Regions from separate parts of the Homo sapiens genome. Here regions 2, 3, 4 and 5 are each linked to region 1. The links are chromatin contacts, found by Hi-C or POLR2A ChIA-PET in ENCODE. All regions are on one chromosome and are shown on one strand. The core of a region is the stretch at or near the end of the contact, and the rest is flanking DNA. Distances in the headings are between cores, read along the strand shown. Region 1 holds the start of TMEM69 (transmembrane protein 69). Region 2 holds the start of STIL (STIL centriolar assembly protein). Region 3 holds the start of DMAP1 (DNA methyltransferase 1 associated protein 1). Region 4 holds the start of EFCAB14 (EF-hand calcium binding domain 14). Region 5 holds the start of TMEM53 (transmembrane protein 53).

What was found. Hi-C counts contacts between places; a loop is a spot of excess contacts on that map. ChIA-PET counts read pairs that join two places held with the same protein, here RNA polymerase II (POLR2A). Pooled maps may share reads with other maps.
Region 2: a pooled map shows a loop between it and region 1 (18-fold over the local background). The contact joins the promoter of STIL here to the promoter of TMEM69 in region 1. A Hi-C loop is called at or near these places in 1 of 168 maps with a recorded cell type or tissue (Calu3), 2 of 37 single-sample maps with no recorded cell type and 9 of 50 pooled maps. POLR2A ChIA-PET finds 5 or more read pairs at or near these places in 1 of 52 experiments (activated T-cell).
Region 3: a map of CD8-positive, alpha-beta T cell shows a loop between it and region 1 (11-fold over the local background). The contact joins the promoter of DMAP1 here to the promoter of TMEM69 in region 1. A Hi-C loop is called at or near these places in 3 of 168 maps with a recorded cell type or tissue (CD8-positive, alpha-beta T cell and naive thymus-derived CD4-positive, alpha-beta T cell) and 9 of 50 pooled maps. POLR2A ChIA-PET finds 5 or more read pairs at or near these places in 1 of 52 experiments (naive thymus-derived CD4-positive, alpha-beta T cell).
Region 4: a map of B cell shows a loop between it and region 1 (17-fold over the local background). The contact joins the promoter of EFCAB14 here to the promoter of TMEM69 in region 1. A Hi-C loop is called at or near these places in 3 of 168 maps with a recorded cell type or tissue (B cell, CD4-positive, alpha-beta memory T cell and naive thymus-derived CD4-positive, alpha-beta T cell), 1 of 37 single-sample maps with no recorded cell type and 9 of 50 pooled maps. POLR2A ChIA-PET finds 5 or more read pairs at or near these places in 1 of 52 experiments (activated T-cell).
Region 5: a loop to region 1 is called in a map of CD8-positive, alpha-beta T cell, with 16 times the contacts of the local background. The contact joins the promoter of TMEM53 here to the promoter of TMEM69 in region 1. A Hi-C loop is called at or near these places in 4 of 168 maps with a recorded cell type or tissue (CD4-positive, alpha-beta memory T cell, CD8-positive, alpha-beta T cell, PC-9 and 1 more), 2 of 37 single-sample maps with no recorded cell type and 15 of 50 pooled maps.

Annotation. Positions count from the first base shown.
Region 1 is chr1:45,686,918-45,689,465 of GRCh38, forward strand. TMEM69 (transmembrane protein 69) reads left to right here and starts at 1,264. Exons shown (of 3, transcript NM_016486.4): 1 at 1,264-1,358. It also overlaps a transcript of GPBP1L1 not described here. RefSeq lists enhancers at 1-256, 1,206-1,275.
Region 2 is chr1:47,312,870-47,315,417 of GRCh38, forward strand. It overlaps STIL (STIL centriolar assembly protein), which reads right to left and starts at 1,278. Exons shown (of 17, transcript NM_001048166.1): 1 at 1,167-1,278. RefSeq lists an enhancer at 1,288-2,017 and a silencer at 1,335-1,384.
Region 3 is chr1:44,212,202-44,214,749 of GRCh38, forward strand. It overlaps DMAP1 (DNA methyltransferase 1 associated protein 1), which reads left to right and starts at 1,270. Exons shown (of 10, transcript NM_019100.5): 1 at 1,270-1,657; 2 at 2,149-2,240; 3 at 2,502-2,548. The coding sequence starts at 1,553. RefSeq lists a silencer at 579-678 and enhancers at 1,076-1,370, 1,109-1,348, 2,114-2,548.
Region 4 is chr1:46,717,832-46,720,379 of GRCh38, forward strand. It overlaps EFCAB14 (EF-hand calcium binding domain 14), which reads right to left and starts at 1,283. Exons shown (of 11, transcript NM_014774.3): 1 at 72-1,283. The coding sequence starts at 256. RefSeq lists silencers at 1,088-1,137, 1,458-1,507.
Region 5 is chr1:44,673,207-44,675,754 of GRCh38, forward strand. TMEM53 (transmembrane protein 53) reads right to left here and starts at 1,275. Exons shown (of 3, transcript NM_024587.4): 1 at 1,125-1,275. The coding sequence starts at 1,185. It overlaps ARMH1 (armadillo like helical domain containing 1), which reads left to right and starts at 1,508. Exons shown (of 12, transcript NM_001145636.2): 1 at 1,508-1,667. RefSeq lists an enhancer at 719-1,220 and silencers at 988-1,127, 1,278-1,327, 1,398-1,447.

The sequences.
Region 1 (2,548 bases), core at 14-2,513:
GTATGCATGTGTGTATCCCTTTTTTCTTCACCCTCCCACAGCCCGCCCCTTGGCCAGTGCGCGTCCCGAAACTACCTCTACAAGGACTTGCAAACCGGTTTCGGAGGAACGTGTGTTTTCCGGCCCTTTCCCACCTTCCGCTCCTTACTTCTCGTGTGCGCGTCGTTGAGACTCCAGTCCCCAGCGGGCCACACGGCCTGGCCCCGGAGGCTGCGCGGCTGCGTCGGCCGCGCTACCCGCTGGGAGTAGTAGTTCCCCTGGAGCGCAGGCGTCACTCCCCCGCCCAAGCGAAGGGCGGGATTCCGGCGAGAGCCTGCGCTTGCGACAGTGCCGTTTCTCCTACCTGAAGTCTCATTGGGTATCGCACTACTGGAAGGGGCGGCGCTGCCATGACAGAGAAGGCAATAAAACTGAAGGCCTAGCTCGACTAAAAGCGCTTACTATTAAGGAAGACTTCGCTGTGGCTCCATCCGGCACGGAAAGCTAAACCGTGTAATGGCTGGCAACCAGGAAGCTAGACTACCTAGAATCCGGAGGATTGGAGGGACTGGCCGGCGTGGGCCCCTGAGATCTCCTACTACATGTCTTCAGTTTTATCCATAGACACGGAAGGGCACTAAAATTGCCTGGTGCCATTTCCTGTGAAACAAGTCTAGATAAGAGAAGGGACTTGCCCAAGGTCACATAGCCGAGAAATAAAGCCGAGGGCAGTAGGAGAAATGATCTGACTTTCCGAACCACCCCCAAGCCTAGGGCCCTTATCACCACACCTTTCATGGAAGTGAAAATCCTGCTCTTGTGCTCTTTAACCCTTAATGAAGTTTATAGGTCCCAGCAAAGAAAATGGATGTAAGAACTGGGCTTTTTTCCCCCTCTAAATGATAGTAAAGGGCCCTAATGCAGTGAGATGTGTCCCCATAGGCCTTATAAACCCTGTTTTGCAAAGTAAAACATAAGTCCCACAGATGGCAAGCAATTCAGGTCACACTGGGCCTAAAATCCCGTCTCTTACCTTCCTTCACCACCATCATTCTGAGATTGTTTCAGTACTTGCACTCTACTTACCCGAACTCTGTGGGCAGATTCTGCTGCCTGGGAGCCCTGGAATAGAACTTCAAGGACCGTTCAACATCTGGATTCAACTAGAAATTAAGAATGGCCCCCAAACAGAAAGCCGGGCCTAGGAACCAATTAGCGCAGGTCAAGTCCCTACCCGGACTCATTTTTTTTCAGCCCTCAGGAAGTAGGGGCCTCTCTGAATCCACTTGCCGGAAGTGCCTTTCCAGTGGACCTGGGCTGTTGTTGCGGTTGTTTTCCTTCTCTCCGTGCAACGCTGGCAAGTCTCAAAGTCGCCACAGGTGCAGGTTGGGATGGGAGGCACCAAGGGTTGGTAGTAAATTTGCGACGTTGGGATGGGAGGGCACCAAGGGTTGGTAGTAAATTGGAGACGCGGGCACTCTCGGGCAGGGTTTCCCGAAGACACTGGCGTCTAAACCCCGCCTTCCTTTCTCAGAGGTCAGTTTGAAGCTGGCAGTTTGCAGTCTTCCCACCAGGGCAATGGGAATATTGAGCTTTTTCATTTATATTAGGAGGATTAAGCTTTGAGTCTCAGTCCTTAATCCCGCATCACCTGCCGTCCCTGGACTTTTTAGGTTATCACTTTTTAATACCCACTAGTTGGAAAGCACGTGCCACAGAGGAAAGGGAGTTTCCAAAGATGGGGGGATGGTTGAGATTTTAAATGGAGTGGTCTGGAAAGTCCTTAAGAAGAAAGTGATTTTGAACAAAAGTGATGGGTACGCTCTGCGGGCATTTTGGTCTGGGGCTCAGGTGGGTGGGTGTGGGTGTGATCTAAATTCTACTCGGAGGCCCAGGATTACTTACCTCCCTACTTGCTTCCTTAAGTATAGTATGAAGACATTAACTGGTATACAGGATTTCTTGACCCAGCCCTAAGATCTGTGATCAATAAATTAGTTCAATCGATTTTTTTTTTTTTTTTTTGAGACGGAGCTTCGCACTGTCTCGTGGGCTGGAGTGCAATGGCGCGATCTCGGCTCACTGCAACCTCCGCCTCCCAGGTTCAAGCAATTCTCCTGCCTCAGCCTCCCGAGTAGCTGGGATTACAGGCGCCTGCCACCACGCCCAGCTAATTTTTTGTATTTTTAGTAGAGACGGGGGGGAGGTTCACTACGTTGGCCAGGCTGGTCTCGAACTCCTGACCTCGTGATCCACCCACCTCGGCCTCCCAAACTGCTGGGCTTACAGGAGCGAGTCACTGCGCCCTGCCCAATCGATTTTTTAAAATTAAGCAGCAACTGTAGGTTTTTTTAGACATCCCATTCTCTTGGTTAAGAATGAAATTGTCAGATCTAGATCCATATTATCATTCACCTGTTTTTACTGGCTGCTTACATTAGAGTTTTTAATCAGTCCCTCCTGTGTAAAGTGCTTTGTGTCAGGGACGGTTCTCAGCTATTTACATGTAGTAACTTATTAAGTGTTATATCAGGCTAAGTGGCACACACCTGCAATCCCAGCACTTTGG
Region 2 (2,548 bases), core at 28-2,527, 1.6 Mb after region 1:
CAAATCATCCTCACCCCTTCTTCCATATAAATTATCTTTCCATACCCACCACCTTAGTTGCTAACTTCATCAACTCACCAGACTTATGGAAAAGTCCCCATAATGCTGCTAGAAGAGTGTTTCCATATAAATCTGATCAAATTATTCTCCTGCTTTAAAAGTCAATGGCTCATGTCAGGGGCGGTGGCTCACGCTTGTAATCCCAGCATTTTGGGAGGCCGAGGCGGGTGGATCACCTGAAGTCAGGATTTCCAGACCAGCCCGACCAACATGGTGAAACCCCGTCTCTACTAAAAATACAAAAATCAGCCGAGCGTGGTGGCGTTTGCCTGTAATCCCAGCTACTAGGGAGGCTGAGGCAGGAGAATCGCTTGAACCCGGGGGACGGAGGTTGCAGTGAGCCGAGATCACTCCACTTCACTCCAGCCTGGGCCAAAGAGTGAAACTGCGTCTCAAAAATAAACATAAAAATAAATTTTTTTTAAAAAGCCGATGGCTCTTCTTTACATACAGAATAAAGGATCTTCACAATCCAGCCCCACTCTATTATTCCAACCTTAACCCCCCCATCCACTCATCCTACATTCCAGTCAAACTGAACTACTTGCAGTGCCCCGGTTTCAATATCTGCACAGGATGCCTCCCTTAACTTGGAATGCCCTAGTAAACCCCCGCCATCCCTCACAATCCAACTCGAATGTCACTTCCTCTGTGAAACCTTCTCCCAGACACCGTGGCGATGGTACTATACTGTCTGTACTCACACGCATAGCATTCTCGCACTTTGCTGTTTACACTTTACTTCCAGTAGTCCATGAACTTCAAACATTAACTGATCCCTTACTACGTAGCAGAGTGTGAGCCAGAAATTGTGAGGAATGCAAGAGCGAGCATTCAAGGTTTCAGTCCTCAAGAAATTCCCACCGTAAAAACAACTTTAAATGGCACGTTATCGACTGCAAACCTCTTTCACATACCTTAGCTCAGATGATACCCAAGGATTTCATGGACTGCTTAATTTCTCCCACTAGCTCCCCTTCTCGTCATCTGCTCCAGGCTCCTGGAGGGCGGAACCCACTACAGGGCTTTGAATGTTACCCACCAACCTTCCCAGGGCCCCGCTGCCGCCTCTCAAGGGGAAACCAGGAGCACAAAGCTCCACTTACCGCAACTTCCGCGGAGCTGAGGTCTGTTTGCAGGGTAGGAGCGGGAGCCGGCTCCAAGGAGCGCCACCGCCGACTCCGGCCCCGCCTCTGGGACGTTGGGGTCGCGGGAACTGAGGCGGCAAACACAAGCTCGCGAAACTGAAGGCCGCGCCACGCCTGCTGACTGGTCAGAAACCTCGCCAGTCAGGGAGCGGGGGTGGTGCTAGAGAGCCGCGCACGGTCGCCGTTACGTATTGGTGTGCCGACCAATCAGCGCCCCGCACTGGTTCCGCGCTCGACCAATCCCAAGTCTTCTTGGAGAACTGCGGGCGCCACCGGCGCTCCAGGATCAAGGATCCGAGGATTTAAACCTTTCATTTCGTCAACGGTTAAGTTCCGGGGCGGGGTAGGCTTTCCGCAAGCGCAATGGAAAGCCCAGCTAGGTAGACGGAGGAGCGAGTGGCAGATGAAGCCGGAAGTGCTCTATAAGATGATCATTGGTCGGCGACTGGAAGCGGACACCCGAAGAACAGTTTCCAAACTCTTTACCTGAAAGCACAAAAGACAAGAAAGTTAGAGTTATTCCAGTTTCTTACTTTTTAATTTTTATTCTAAAATGTACATTTTTAATTTTTCCTTTTTGTGATCACTTATCCTCAACTTCTAGATTTCTTCCAGTTTCTTTCCTAGGAAGCCATCTGTTTTAGTGACATAATTTTTTTTTTTTTTGAGGTGGAATCTCACTCCGTCGCCCAAGCTGGAGTGCGATGACGCGATATCGGCTCACCGCAACCTCGCCTCCCGAGTTCAAGCGATTCTCCTGTCTCAGCTTCCCAATTAGCTGGTATTACAGGCGTCCACCACCCACCACCACGCCCGGCTAATTTTTTTTTTTTTTGAAACGGAGTCTCGCTCTGTCGCCCAGGCTGGAGTGCAGTGGCGCGATCTCGGCTCACTGCAAGCTCCGCCTCCTGGGTTCATGCCAGTCTCCTGCCTCAGCCTCCCGAGTAGCTGGAACTACAGGCGCCCACCACGCCCGGCTAATTTTTTGTATTTTTAGTAGAGACGGGGTTTCACCGTGTTAGCCAGGATGGTCTCGATCTCCTGACCTCGTGATCCGTCCACCTCGGCCTCCCAAAGTGCTGGGATTACAGGCGTGAGCCACTGCGCCCGGCCTAATTTTTGTATTTTTTAGTAGAGACGGGGTTTCACCACGTTGGCTAGGCTGGTCTCGAACTCTTGACCTCAGGTGATCTACCCGCCTCGGCCTCCCAAAGTGCTGGGATTACAGGCGTGAGCCACCACTCTGGGCCAAAATTTGTATTTATTAATTGATTGATTGATTGATTGATTGAGACAGGGTCTTGCTCTGTCGCCCAGGCTGGAGTGCTGTGACGCTATCT
Region 3 (2,548 bases), core at 20-2,519, 1.5 Mb before region 1:
TATATTAAACAAGTAATTACACAATTAATTAACTACAACTAGGGTCAAGTGTTTCAGGCAGCCAATTGCTCTCTCCCTTTCTGGCTCCAAGGACCATTTCCTTACCCTGTGGACAATTTCTGCTGTAAGACTGTGACTTCCTCCGGCAACTGTTTGGAGCTCAGTGGATCCATCCAGGAATCAGACCCAGGAACAGGTTTGTACCTCCAGGCCTAGTTCTCCAAAGTTTTGGGGACTAGTCAGGCTTGTGGCTACAGCTGTTGTATCCCCTTGTCTTCTCCAGGCCAGAACAGGCTACACCACTTATAGCTAACTTGCGCAAACTGTCTGCTCCTCTAGTCCCTGCTGGTATCTTTGGCAGGTCTCGACTTGGGGTCTGGCCTTCTTAATGCCTTAACAAGCCCCACCCTATCCCACAGGCTATGTGTCCTTCAAATTGACAGGCTGGTTTGCAGACTGCTGAAGCTGGGAGCTGCTTTCCTTGTCCCTTGTGCCCTTCCTCAGGACCTCCTGTCTCTCTCTTTCCAGGAAGATCCCCAGGTTTATTCCCTTGAGGGATACTTCTAAGCTGGTTCCTGCTTGGGGCTGTGTTTTGGGCTTCTTCGTAGCCCAAAGAGTGCAGCTAGCTCCTGTACTAGTGAAGTGCCACGAAGCTGGCCTCCAGGAAATCCCCACGAGGCCACAACCCACAGCTATCTCCATCAGAGGAGGTGCAAATGAGGGCCCACACCTTACTCCATTTTGGCAGCCGCCCTAGGAAGCTCTGCCTTTATTTCTTCATCTTCAAGCTTATCACAATTTGAAGTTTATCTCTTCACCTCCAAGCTTAGCACAGTGCCTAGTACATATTAGCACTTAATGAAGAGGGGGCAATTCAAATCATTAACTCATTTAATAAAAAAATAGTAAATGTCCCACGCACCGTGCTAATGTTTTACAAGGATTCTTGGTATTTCATTTACACAGGTGCCATTACAATTTCCATTCGGCAAATAAAGAAAAAGGTCCAGAGAAATTAAGTGACTTCCCAAAGTCACAAAGTTCTGGTATCTCTTCACTGCCTGAGACGCAACGGAGCATCGTAGAGGGAAAATGCCAGAAAGCAGGCAGTGCACCAATGAAAACAGGCTCGCGGGAGAACCAAAGGGTGGCAAGCTCAGCACGGCCAGTAGCTTTCACCCTCGGTTGCCAGTCGGCTTCGTTTCCTACAACACCGACCGGAAGTGTTTCTGTCGGCCGCGTTCCGAATGAGCACCGCCGGAAGTTTCTGCCGCGGCTTTGCGGGGACGGGGGAGTGGTAGTGGGGGCTGCAGCTGCCGGACCCAGGTGCGGAAGTGCGAGGGCCCAGGTGGCTGAAGGGGCCGTTAGGAACATCCAAGCGGTGGGGCACAGGCAGATCCCCGACCTGACCTGGACCACCCTTCTCCTCTTGGCCCGCCCCTTCAACTCGCCTCCGCTTAGGTCTGGATTGGCCCCGCCCCCTGACCTGAGCCTGGTCCTTCTTCAGGCACTGACCCTTGACCTCCGGTGGCTCCCCCATCTCTCAGGCGCGATGGCTACGGGCGCGGATGTACGGGACATTCTAGAACTCGGGGGTCCAGAAGGGGATGCAGCCTCTGGGACCATCAGCAAGAAGGACATTATCAACCCGGACAAGGTAGCAGGGGCACCTGAAAGCGTTGACTAGGGGAGGGTAGGGGAGTGAAGATGGGGAGGAGTGACAACGGGCAAGGGATGGGTGCTACACTTACAGTGAGTTGGGCGATAAAAGGGGTGACATAACAGGACAGGGAATATGTGTCATCCTTGATGGGAGGGAGGAGATGGGACATCGTGGGAGATGGTGGGACCAAGAGGGTATGACACCTCTAAGAGCTGAGAGGACCAGGCAAGTGTGATTTTTGCAAGATATTGTTGGGGAGAGATCAAGACATTGTAACAGTCTGAGAGTTGGTGGGATGGGGAGGGGACTGCTCTGATTTGGGCGTAGGATGGTGTTCCTGGGAGTGGGTTTCTGTGCCTTTACAGTGTGTCAGTTTGCCTGTCATTGACCCTGTAGGTGCTGCTTTGTTCAGGGATTGAGCTGGACTAAAGAATTTTCAGGAAAGGGTCTAGGTTGTGGTTCCTTTCTGTGGTTTCCTTCCTCAGAAAAAATCCAAGAAGTCCTCTGAGACACTGACTTTCAAGAGGCCCGAGGGCATGCACCGGGAAGTCTATGCCTTGCTCTACTCTGACAAGAAGCAAGTATTGGAGTCCCAAGTCCCCCAGGTTTTGGCCCCTGATTCACCTGCCATGCCCCTAACTCCTAGTTTTCTCTAACAATTTTCTCCTCCCCAGCAAGGGCTCCTGCTTGCTTAGCAGGATGCAGGAGGACCTGAAGTCTTTTGCTCCAGGACATGACTTTCTTGCTATAGGGTAGGGTAGATCAGCTCCCTGGGACAAAAAGCTCTTTAACACACCTTCTGATTCTAACCTCGCATCTCCCTAAACCTCCCTGCCAGGGATGCACCCCCACTGCTACCCAGTGACACTGGCCAGGGATACCGTA
Region 4 (2,548 bases), core at 33-2,532, 1.0 Mb after region 1:
TCCTGTCAATGTGGCCCCTTGGTAGTGCAAGGAGATGCCTTCTTCCCATTCCACCTTTCACCACTACTCACTTGGCAAAGCGAGAGCGATTTCCAACCACACCGAATTCCTCTTCCTCTTCGGAGCTGGACTCAGAGTCTGAGTCGGGAGGCTCAGTGCGAAGCAGGCGGTGACTGCTTGGGCCTTTCTTGGGCTTCTTTCTCCGGCTGTCCCCAGCCAAACCAATCAATGCATTGAGCTCTTTGCGCTTTTTCATCTTTTTGTGTGGGGTGAGTGGAGCCCCGACTCCTGAGCTGCCAGGTTCGTACCCGATGCCCAATTCTCTTCCTGCCTTGGAGCTGCCTTCCAGGGTTGGGAATCCTGGGCCAGAGCCCCCTGGTCACTCCCACCTAGGGGTGGGACTGACCAGATCCGCCAGGGACTGGAGATTGGAGCCCAGAGGAAACTGGAACTCAGATGGGTGGGGGAAATCACATAGAAATGGCCAAGGAGCTGGTGACCCCAAAGGATAAGGCCTTGGGTGCAGAGTGTTAGTAGAGGGTGGAGAGGGACCTTTATCTCCCAAAGGGCGAAAAAAAAGCCAGGTCAAAAATGAAGGATTCTCAGCCCGGATAAGTAGGCAATACTTCTAAGGGTGCTCCAGGAGGTGAGGAAGGGCACGCTTAAAATACGTGTTTCGGACCTCCGGAGCAAGATTTCCAATGGAGAGGGAAGAGAAACTCGTTCTTGAATGGGAAGAGAGTGGGGAGGTGCAGAGTAAGAAAGTGGGAACGCGTCAGTCCCTTCCTTGCAGGAGAGGTGGCGGCAGGAGGGGGCTCCCAGCAGCTACAATCCCAACACTGCTTGGCCGCAGAGAAAATGCCCTGGCCAGGAAGCCGGCTGGGGTGTGTGATGATCACCGTTCTCCGGCCTCCGTCCTGAACGTGAAGGGGGCCCGAGGCCGAGGAAGATCCGGAGCCCGGCTAGAAGGGTCGGCCTGAGAGAAGCCAGTCCCGCGCCTGATAGACCCCCGCCCCGCTGTCTGGGCCTTGGGGACACGGTGCCGCGGGCGACGGCGGCTCGGCCGACCGAAAGCGCTCCCGCCCGGAGTTTGAGGTCTCCGGCACGGGCAACTCTCGGCCACTCACACGCGCAGGCCCCACTCCAGCCGCGACTCCGGCCCCTGCTCCGGCTTCGGCCGCGGCTGCTCCCGACACGTTGTTGTTGGCGTTGGTGGCGGCGGCTGCGGCGGCGGCGGCCGCGAGCTCCAGCCCCGGGCCATCGCTCCAGCCCCAGATCACTTCCCCTTTGGCAGCGGCCGCCTGCGCCGCCTGCCAGTAAGCCGCACTCCCATTGGTCGCCCGCTGGGGTGACGTCACGCCGGGGCGAAAGTCGTGGCGGAGAGGTGGGGCGTTAAAGGGGCCCTGCCCCGGCTGGGGCTGGGTCCCACCTGCCGATTAGGGTGGCCCCGCCCCCAGGAGGGCTTCCGGGACCTGCTGCGAACCTGAGCCGGGTGGAGTCCTGCATCCTGCGGAGCGCGGGCGGGGCAGGCAAAGCGCCCGGCTGCTCGACCTACTTCGAAAGTTCATCAGCCGCCCACGCCCCCTGGACTAACCAAGTCTGAAGGCTCCGCCTCTCTGACTCTCACACAGGCTGTTAAAAGTTTAGGCGCGTTTCAGATTAATTAACACATTCATTCAGTCAATAAATATTTATTGAGAGCTTACTTACTACGTGTCAGGAGCTGTTCTAGCGCTGGGGATACAGCCATGAACAAAATAACCAGGGTCCTTGTCTTCCTGTATAGTGTTGCCAGATTTAGCAAATAAAAATGTAGGACACCCAGTAAAGTTTGAATTTCAGAGAAACAGCAAACAATTTTTTAGCATTAAGACATCCCATGCAACATCTGGGACATCCTCACACTAAAAAATTATTCATTGTGTATGTGAAATGCAAGTTTAACTGAGCATCGTGTATCTTATCTGCCAATCTATTCCTGCAGTTTATTTATACTCTAGAGGGAGGAGAGCAACAATAGGCAAACATATTAAATGTCAGGAGGTGATAAGTGTTATGATGAAAATTGAAACACGGTCAGGTGATGGGGAGTGCCTCTGTGAAAAGGGAACATTTAGTCAGCTTATCGGAGGAGAGGTGAGGGAATGAGCTGTGCAGTGGCTGCAGGAAGGAGTGACCAGGAAGACCTGTTGTGGCTGGACCAGAAGAGCAAGGAGCAGAGTGATAGGAAATGAGGTCAGAGAAGCATCAGAGGCCAGGGCTTTAGGGCCTTATGGATCACTGAAAGGACTTTGGGAAAGCACTGGGGGCTTTAAGCTGAGAGGTAGCATACTCTGGCTTTTCCGTAAAAAAAAAAAAAAAAAAAAAAATTCACTCTGGGCCAGCGCGATGGCTCACGCCTGTAATCCCAGCATTTTGGGAGGCTGAGGTGGGCGGATCACAAGGTCAGGAGATGGAGACCATCCTGGCCAATATGGTGAAACCTTGTCTCTATTAAAAATACAAAAATTACCTGGGCGTGGTGGTGCGCGCTTGTAATCCCAGCTAC
Region 5 (2,548 bases), core at 25-2,524, 1.0 Mb before region 1:
TCTGTTCTGCGGGAGTCTAAGGGCTGCCCTCTCCTAGACTCCAACCAAAGAACATGAGATGCTACGGGAGGGATCTGGGAAGGCTCTCCTTAAGGAGGTAAGTTTTATGGAGAGCAGAGTATAAGATCAAACCTTTGCATTAGAAAGATCACTGTGGTAGCAGTTTAAGAGGCTGGGCTGCAGGCAGTGAGACAGGAGGCGTGAAGGCGATGCTGGACTAATGCAAGTGAGGGACACGCTGGCCTCAGGCTGATCATACTTCAAGGCCCTTCTGCCAGAATTCCCAGAGAGACCAAACTTTCCACTCTCTGGACCCCGATCTACTCACACTGTCATGGATGCGGGCCTGCTGTCAATCCTAATTTTGTGGAGAATCCTACATGTCTTTCTTTAATGTAAGGAGAGAAACAATGCTGATCGTAAATGCCAATTACTGAACTCACTCCATGCCAGGCCCTTTACACAATCTCCAGATGGCCCCAACAGCCCTATGAGGAAGGTTACTATCCTTATCCCGGTTTTGCAGAGGAGGAAACTGAAGTTCAGAGAAGGTAGCTTACCAAAGGTAATCCAGCTCCTAAAGGAAGGAGTCAGGATTTCAGTCGAGTTCTACCCGACGGCAGAGACTGCACTGTTAACCACTGCCGAGAAGAGTGGAGAGGGACGGCTAAGGGTTCTGAGTCCCGGGCTTCTGCGAGGATCGGTGACCCCGCGAGCCTCCCCCTCCACGCCTTCGGGAAAATAATAAGTGATAGGCTAGATGTGGGAAGCCCAATCCCAAACAAAGGAATCAGGAGGGATCCAGCTTTCGGCAGCCTTCAGCTATGAGAAGTGATTAAAGGGCATGGACCTGAGCACCCCGGACAGGAAAGACAGAAAAAGAGGTCCCAAGCGAGCAGCTGACTCGGGCAGAGGCGGGGCTCGCCAGGGAGGAACACTCTGGGGCGGGACTTACGAGGGGCGGGGCTCTCTGAGCCTCTCTAAGTCTAGGACCTGCCAGACCCTATGAGGGGGCGGCCCGAGGGAGGGCGGGGCCGCATGAGGGGCGGGGCTACAGCTGCGCTCGCAACCCACAGGTTCATGAGGTCACCTCCCCGCGCCTGGACCCAACCCTCATTCCATACTCTGGCTCCAGCAGGGCTGATCCGGGATCTCGATGGTGTAGTCCAGCTCTGCCGAGGCCATGGTGAAGGCGCCGGCCCAGAGCACGGGTCTCCAGCCGGAACTCCCGCTTGCGCACCCGTGCCTCACCCGGGCGCCTCCTGGGCGCCGCCCAATCACCACACACCTCCCCCAACACGGCCCAATCCCTGCGCCGCGCTCTGTGACCTCCCGCCTTAGCAACCACCGAGTCTCTTCCAGAGCCTCTCGCCTCACCCCACTAGCTCGGCCCTAGCAACCATGCCCCGCCCCTATTACTGACCCGCAGCCATTGGCTAATTCGCTTGATCTGGATCAGGTATTGGTCAGCCGGGGCGCCGGTCAGGAAGAGTCCCCACCCTCTCATGTAGGTGAGAGGCGGCTGAAGAGTTGCTGTATTCTGGGAATGGGCAGGGTCACTCGTCCGAACAGAGTCCTATCCTACGCGGCGGAAGAGTGTGCCCTTTGACTTGCATCGTCTACCTACCTCTGCCATCCTCTACCAGCCGCAACTGCGAGGGCTGGAGGTATAAAACCGTACAAAACGGCCTAGGGGGCGCGTGCCGACCCAACCTCCACCCAGTGGGGTTGAGGCATATTCTGGATGGATGGATGGATGGATGGATGGATGGGTGGATGGGAAGCAGTCTTCAGTTGATGACTTTAGAGAATGCCCTGTTGATAGGGCCCACCGAGGAGCTGGGAGTGCAACTTTCTTGCATTTATCTATATTTACATACTATGTGCCAGCATATTTACATACTATGTGCCAGAGACTGGGTGGGCTAAATAAGGTTCCTTAGGCCCTAGTGAGAATCAAGCTTTTGGCCCTCCCTCTCCCATGTCTTAACGGGAGAGGGAGAGAAACCATGCATGAAGCAACTCTGATTCTGCGTGTGAGATAAATACTACAGAAGAGTAAGGATTTGAGGAGCTCAGAATCAGAGAAGGGGCATTTATGGCAGTGGGGTTGGCTCTTGAGCTGGGCCTTGAAAGACTTTTAGAGATAGGGAGGGGGAAAGACTCTTTGCATGCCAGGCGCGGTGGCTCAAACTCGTAATCCCAGCACTTTGGAAGGCCAAGACGGGAGAATGGCTTGAAGGAGTTCAAGACCAGCCTGGGCAACATAGTGAGACCTTCATCTCTACAAAATTAAAATTTTAAAAATTAGCCAGGCATGGTAGCGCATGCCTGAAGTCCCAGCTACTTGGAAAGCTGAGGTGGGAGGATCACTTGAGTCAGGAGGTCAAAGCTGCAGTAAGCCATGATTGTGCCACTGCACTCCAGCCTGGGTGACAGAGTGAGACCCTGTCTCAAAAAACAAAACAAAGAGCCCAGTGTGGTGTCTCACCCCTGTAATCCCAGCACTTTGGGAGGCTGAGGCGGGCGTATCACTTCAGGTCAGGAG